2 separate regions of the Homo sapiens genome follow, and region 1 is linked to region 2. A link is a contact called in ENCODE Hi-C data. All regions are on one chromosome and are shown on one strand. The core of a region is the stretch at or near the end of the contact, and the rest is flanking DNA. Distances in the headings are between cores, read along the strand shown.

Region 1 (3,637 bases), core at 706-3,205, 2.5 Mb before region 2:
ATATTATATCCATAAAGTGTGTGAAACCAATATATTGAACTTTCCCAGAAATTATTTGTGTTTGAAACCAAAACTGGCTAAATAAAATATATCTCTATTGGGTAGTATGTGGAGACGATATGGAGAATAACAGGCATGATCTAGAGATGGTGCTGTATGTGCATATCTGTATTAATACTGAAACCAGTGATCTTCTCATCCCCTTTCCCTCTCTATGGCCATCACTTCCCACTAAACTTTTGGCGTCTGGGACAGGACAGTGCCTTTCTGTACCTAGCTCCCTTTAGTTAAAAAGTTGCCTTTTTACCAGTTCTTGGTAAAGGAACTAAGAAATTTTTTTTGATAGAAACTATACTCAGTTGTCATGATTATTAAAATTGGACTTTAAATAATTACCTGCACAATTGGAATGATACTACATTATCAATACTTACTCTCAAAATAAAGTGCTGATACTATTCTCATATTGAAGTCACCAATTGCAGGAAAACTGACGATTGGGGTCCTTAAGCCTTCCTGCAATGGTATAAAAGATTGGGTATTCAACTTTTTCTACTTTTGTTTTCTCTCTTTGAATAAAAACAGAAACACAATCTTAGGACTCTGTGCCTAATGAGGCCCAGAATTTGAATTTTCAGGCAGTCTCTGAGGACAATGCAGATAGAGGGAGGGGCATGCAGAGCAGAAGGCCTCTCTATGCTCCACTTTAGTGAGTACCTCTGAGCAGGTTCATTGCAATTCATTTCATCTTTATTTTTGTCCTTAAACAGAGTAGGAGAAAAGCAAGTCTGTGGAGAACATTTTATTGAAATGAGTTGGATTTATTGCTGGACTTGGTTATCTTGTTTTTGAGGAAATATTTGCATTTGAGGGAAAAAGTGTGTTTTATTACTTCATCTCTAGTACCATTTAAGGTATGTAATGATGGTTAGACATCAACCTGCAAAATATTTCTTCAGAGCACCCTGTCCTCTAGCTTCTCATATCCCAGTGATGCCAGATCCTAAATTAATTTCATGCACACAAACTCAACATTATTATCTCCATTTTTATGCTTTATCTAGTGAGTTAAGCATCTTAGAGAAATCGTTTTTTTGTTTGTTTGTTTCCCCTAACTGATCTTGGACAGACTGTTAAAAAAAAAAAAACTATAAAATGTTGTCACATTTTTTTCCTCTTGACCAGACTTCACGTCCCAGCTTGATGACCTTCACACTACAATAATGTTGCCTATTTCTAATAGTAAAAAGTTCCAGTTCGTTATAACCAAAAACTCAAAGAAATCGACTATCAGTCTTGAAACCCCTTACATATTATCTTTAAATAGAGTTCATAAAGTTGTGGCAACACCCACCAAAAACAGACATGAGGCAGATTGATTCATCAGCACCTAATGAGTTAATTAAGAAACAAAAATACAAGAACACACAGAATTATGGCCAGCCTGGCCTTGCTTATTCAGTTTTAGTCAGAGACCACAACTTCTTTCAAATAACCCCAGTTTATTTTCAAAAAAAAAAAAAAAAACCCTGTCTTCAGACAGGATATGGGGGAGGAGTTAAGTGGTGATGTTTTACACATGCACATCTGGATACAGTCCAATTATTTCCCTTAAACATTCCCCCAGTTGTTTTCATTTTGCTCCATGCTTTGGCATTCATAAATTTGTGAGATTAATTGTGTGTCAGCAGTCTGCAGGCCTGGAGCTGGGCACCAGTTTAGTAGCAATACGGCTACAAAACAACTCTGTAGAGAAATACGTTCACATATTTAAAAAGGAAAGCATAGTCACATAGTTCGTTTCTGTTTAATATCAGGCATTGACGTTATGCATAAAGAAGGTAGTGTAATCTTTCAGGGAATTGCCCTAATAGCAAGATATATATAGATATATATCTCCACGCCTACCAGAAATATGTGTGTGTGTGTGTGTGTGTGTGTGTGTGTGTGTGTGTAAACTCAAGTGTTTTAAAGCATAAGAAAGGATTCATCAAGAGGAAAAATGAAGAGTTCAGGGCTGGACATATTTGTGTTCCTTGTTTTCATCTGATTATTTTGAAGGGCGTGTCAACAGATTGCATTTCTTGTCTTGGAAATGTACTAACAATTAAAATCACCTTTGCCAAAAAGAACCAACTTATCTTAGAGATGGTGGAGAAGCATCTTTATTTTAAAAGATGTTTTGCAAAGCCTCTTATGCTTTCAAAATTACTATATGAAAAGTGAAACTAGAAGCTTTCTGCCCTGATGTGTAGGCCTCACAGTCCAGATTATGAGCTCAGCTAAGGAAGAGCTGTGTTCCCCAGAGCCCAGCGGAGTGGCGGCACTTGGTAAGTGCTCCGTACTTGCCAGTTGACAACAAAAGAACTATCATTTAAATGTTGGTAAACAGATATTTATTCTTGTTTAATGTTATTTTGCCTTATATCCATGAGTAGGAAATAAACTATTAGATATTGTGACATTTTTCACAAGTAAATGCCACATGCCAAAGTAAGGTAATAGGTAGGGCAAATTTTCATACATATACATAACAGAGGAGAGTGTTCCAGATTAAAGTTCTGAGATTTGCAACATCAGTATTGGGAGGAAACTGGCAGCTTCTCCTCTAACCCTCTACAGAAACACAAAACAGCTATTGGAAACATGTAGAGCATTCCTCTGGAAAATAATTAGGCTTCAAATAAATCATATGCTATTCCTGCAATAAAAGAAGGAAACTTTTTATGATCTTCTGTTTTCCCTCAAGTATGCTATATGTTGAGAAGTTTTACCTAAATCACACTGTATTCTAGCAGTAAGCTCTTAATTATATAAGAAATAAAATGCATTGCAGATATTACAATGAATCCACTTGTCCTTAGACTATTTATCTATCAGAATATTTTCTAGGCCAATATATTTGAAGGCTACTGAGAAAATCACACACTGTTCTTTGGCTTTAGTTTCCTTGTGAGTAAAATGAGGTGCATAATCTCAGCCCTATCTACGATACAGGGTAAAAGTCAGGATCTAACGAGTGAAATTGGTAAACCATAAAGAACAAACAAGTGTTGGTTAGCATGCAGTAAACATACAAACTCTCCTACTCATGGTTCTGTATTGAAAAACCGAAATACATAGTATCTTATTCTTTACATAAATTAATTTACTGATCTTGAGACCTAACTGAATCATGATAGTATATCCACATAGACTAGATTTGTTCCTACAGGGCAAACTGCCATGCATTCATGCTAAACTATACAAGAGCAGCCAGGTAACAGAAGGCAATGCTGCTTCAAAAACACTGCAAATTTGACTCAGAACTCAGAGACACGGTATGATATTTGTAACATATTTACAGATACAATTAGGCTTTACTGAAGCTAATTGATTTTCACCACCTGAGCTTATTATCTACTAATGGTAGGGTTCTAGTCGTCTAATCCCTGCTATGTACGCCATGGGCGAAAATCTAATTAACCTCTCAGAGCCTTAGTTTTTTAATACATAAAAAAGTAATAACACCTGCTCTGATGAAGCTATTGTGAAGATTAAAATGTGAGATATGAAGAAGTGCTTTTACAGAGTAGTCACCCAGTACTTATTGGTTATATCTAAAAATTATTGAATCTGTATTCCCAAAACTATGCTG
Region 2 (4,020 bases), core at 372-2,871:
AGGGGTAGGGGTGGCAGAAGCAGCCTGGCCTCTGGGGACTAGTATGGATTTAAACAGCATGACTCCTCCTCTGCATCACACTAACCTCTGTAACATCCCACTAGGAATACAAACCCAGACCTGTATTTAGGTTGCTTTGAAGGAGGAGTTTAAGGTGAAGGGGCTGCTTCTTTAGTTTGGGAAAGTGGATATGAAGAAATAGCCATAAAAGGCAAAATTGGGACAAAATATTTTGGTAGAAACAAAATATTTAGAAGAAAATCGGTGCTATGGTGAGCATGAAAATTAAGCTCTCTGAGAATTTTGAGAACTCTTAGAGAGGGTTTGCGGCCAGTATTTTTAATTCATTTTATCTGGATTTTAGAGAGATGGTACCTGACATCTGGTTTACATTCCTCATAGCATTTAATCCCCGGCCATAGATGGTATTGTCCTCATTTTAAATTTTAAGAAACTGAAGCTCAGAGATATTAGTTTGTCTAAGTTCATATAGCTAGACAGTGTCTATAGAGTTACTGAATGTCTGTTTAATAGATAACGAAAGGTAGTTTAAAAGAGCTGTGTGTCTAATGCCATAGAGAAAAGGGAATAAAAAATTACTTAGAATAGATTTGGTTTCAAACACTCTTGCTGAAGTGGGTAGTCCAAAAGTAGGCAGCCAGTTCTCAATTCACAACAAAATCACTCTTGAAAGCAATTTTGAGAGAATAAGCTATGTCTCTTGATTTCAGCATCCTCGGAACTGACCCCTATGTCAGGAAGAAAATAGATCAAAATAGTTGTTCAATGACAAAGGACACAGGCATGTTTAGCAAAAAGAGAGGCTTAAGGCATGGGACAGTTGTCTTCAATTAACCAATTAAACATTTGCTGAAAATGTACGACTGCAAGACATACTACCAGGGGCTATGGACACATAAGGGCAGAGTTCCTATCCCTGGGGATCCAGCATCTGGAAGGGGAGGGAAGGTAAACACCCTGAACTGCAAGCTAAGGCTGTGTGTGCTATGGCTATGCTAAGTGTGCAAGCTCAGAGATGCTGCGGCTCAGAGGAGGAAGAGATCACTTGGCAAAGGGCAACAGAATTCAGAGGCAAAATTAGATCCTAGATCAGGTTTAATTAGAAACCAGGAGGAGAGTCTAGTATCTAAGACAAAGGTATTGAAGTTAGAGATGTTGGACAGGTTATACTGCCTTGGCAGAGACCTGGGGATGAAAAAGAGATAGAGTGGCTTTCAACTCTAAAGCTTATAAAGTTTGTACTCTAGTTTCTGGGAAAACTTGAGCAAGAGTGGAACAGGATCACAATGGTATTCTGGGAAGATTAAGGTGTCAGAGGGTTTAGGAGTGGAGATAAACGGAAGCAGGGGAGACCAGTCAGTGAATGTAATTATTCAGGCGTGATGATGAGGGTGGGGCCAGGAAGGTTCAAGTGTAAACCATTGTGAAGGCTTTGGTCTCTGACTAGTTGGGGTCAGGGAGGGGGGGGGTTGGCTGGGAGGAGGTGTAACAAAGTATTCAGAAAGGAAAATATAAAACAACAGTTCTGGCTAAATATGACTTATGCAAATGTTCCATTTTTCAAAGATCTTGTAGGAAAGTCCCTCCTTTGTTATATTTCCTCTGCATGAACTTAGCTGTTTAATTCTTAATATAAGAGAGAGTCAAGGATGTGGCCAAATTGCCTGTGGATTCACAAAGACCAATAGCGGAGACTGGGAATAGGAAAAGCCCCACATCTAAGGCTTTTAAAAATGTAGATTTGAATCAGTTCTGACCCCTTAAAAGAAAGCAATCTGAGTTTAGTTTCAGAAATGCAGTTTTGACCAAGACCCTAACGCAGACTGGCCGACCCTGTCTCAATGTACCAGGAAGTCTCCAAAAATGCCTCTCCACTGGGCTCGCCTTTGACTGTATAATCAGTTTCATGTGGATTTGGAGTAAACAGGCAGAATGTATAGTTGATGATGCACAGACTTGCACAATTGTGCTAATTACTTCTGGAGCATTAAATGAATATTCTAGAGAAATTACTATCCCTTTAGAAAGTATATACCCATAGCAATGGTTTCCAAACTTTTCTATTATGAGGAACACTCATTAAAGTTAAAAAATATTACAGAAGAAAAGTTATATTTTACTACCCGATAATTGAGAAAAATACAGATGTGCATATAGATTAAAACCAAAAAGGATTTCTTGTTCTGAGAAAAGTTAAAGCCTAGAGATTTAAAACCACTGTTCCTATATCCAGCGATATCTTTAAATATCTTTTATCTTCAGTAGAATGTATATTCACTTGCAATTCACATGCAAAAATAGCTACAAGTAACTCAGGGCCATCTTCTCTTGGACTGTAATGGGAGGAGGCTGACTAGATAACATCTAAGATTCCTTCTAGCTCTGATTCTTAAAGACTCTATGACTTAGGTGTCCTTCCCATCCCTTTGAAGTTTGAGAGCAAATTGAGCAACATTGTGGCTTCACTAAGCTCTGTAACTTGGACAAGTTACTTAAACGTTTTATGCCAGTTTTCTCATCGGTAAAATGGTGACAATGAGGGTACATCCCTCATATGGCAGTTATATGGCAGTTGTATAATACATGTAAAGAATTTAGAACAGTGACTGGCAAATAATAAGCACTAAATAAATGACAGCTACTGGTATAATAATGGTAATAGTTATTATTATTATTAATTTCAGAAGACCTGTGCTTGTATCTGGGTTCTAGTATCTAGTAGTAGTGTGCTATTCTAGTACCCTTCTTAGACTTGGGCAAGAGTGGCCCCTACTCAGGACCCATGCTTTAGAAGTCCTCACTCTGACCCTCCTCCAGCACCCTTTCTACTGTGGGAGAAGTTCACAGAATTAAGAAAACCTGTCTTCTGAGGCCTCCCTTATAGACCACACTACTGAAACCGTCCCAAGCTTGCTTCCAGAACTTGTATGGACTTTTCCAGGTTTTCCTGAGGATGGGCTGTGTCTCTGTGTATGCACAAGGGTGTCCCATTTTGTTTAGGGTTTGGACTTGGAGGCTGGGGTGTTCATACATGTATGTGAAAGGTGATTTAGTAAAGAGAAGGTGGGTGGACTGAAGGCTGGGGACCAACTCACTATGTGCCTCCACATTTCAGTGTGGACTCTGAAGCATCAAAGATTTCTAAATTCGAACCCCAGCTCATTAGGAAGGTATGTCTGTCAATATAGAAATTGGAGCACATTTTATTTAGCAGTTTTAAAGCTTGAATTAAAATGCTTAAATATCTAGTTATAGGATATGTGGGCCTTCATTTGTATCTTTGCTTCATTCTTTACAAATAGTAGAGCTAGCTTTTTTTTTAACCCTCAGGCTCCTCATGTGTAAAGTGGAATTAATTATGGCTGCCTCATACAATTGTGGTGAGGATTAAACATGACAACATATAATAGCACCTAGAACAATATATTCAGTAAATTTCTCTTTTTCTCTGGATTACACTTGATTTCATAGACATATGTGTACTTTACTCAACTATTAGCCAATTCTACTACAGATGTAACATGAACAAAAGTAGACCATATAATAGACTATGAAGCAAATGTCAATAAATTTCAATGATGTAGAATCATACAGGTTAACTGTTCTACTTGTTATAAGTTAATAATAAAAAGGTAAATTACTTAAAATCCCAATATGCTTAATAATTTAAAAATATTTAAATAACTCATAAGTTCAAAAGTCACATAGCTCTCACCACAAAAAATGATAAGTATGTGAGATAATGCATACATTAATAAGCTAAATTTAGCCATTCCACAATGTACATATATTTCAAAGCCATATGCTGTGCACAATAAATATACACAATTTTTATTTGTCAATTTAAAAAGTTAGTTTTTAAAAACCAAAAAGAAACTTTAAAGTATTCTAATTGAATAGAAATTAGACAATAGAAATATCAACAATTTGGGGTGCAGCAAAAGAATAACAAGGAAAATTTGTAGTTTTAATGCTTATCCTAAAAAAGCAAAGCAAGCT

What was found. Hi-C counts contacts between places; a loop is a spot of excess contacts on that map. Pooled maps may share reads with other maps.
Region 1: a loop to region 2 is called in a map with no recorded cell type, with 14 times the contacts of the local background. The contact joins two enhancer-like sites. A Hi-C loop is called at or near these places in 2 of 37 single-sample maps with no recorded cell type and 4 of 50 pooled maps.

Annotation. Positions count from the first base shown.
Region 1 is chr1:172,179,694-172,183,330 of GRCh38, reverse strand. The region is part of intron 14 of DNM3 (dynamin 3); the gene reads right to left. Among named protein-coding and RNA genes, the nearest start is that of DNM3OS, 37 kb to the right of the region's middle. RefSeq lists an enhancer at 2,136-2,185. Within about 2 kb of position 1,955, at least 25 of the 41 ENCODE cell types and tissues checked have a DNase peak (open chromatin) inside an H3K27ac peak, as active enhancers do.
Region 2 is chr1:169,678,297-169,682,316 of GRCh38, reverse strand. The region is part of intron 1 of LOC107985745 (a long non-coding RNA gene); the gene reads right to left. Among named protein-coding and RNA genes, the nearest start is that of SELL, 31 kb to the left of the region's middle. RefSeq lists an enhancer at 1,583-1,832. Within about 2 kb of position 1,621, at least 5 of the 41 ENCODE cell types and tissues checked have a DNase peak (open chromatin) inside an H3K27ac peak, as active enhancers do.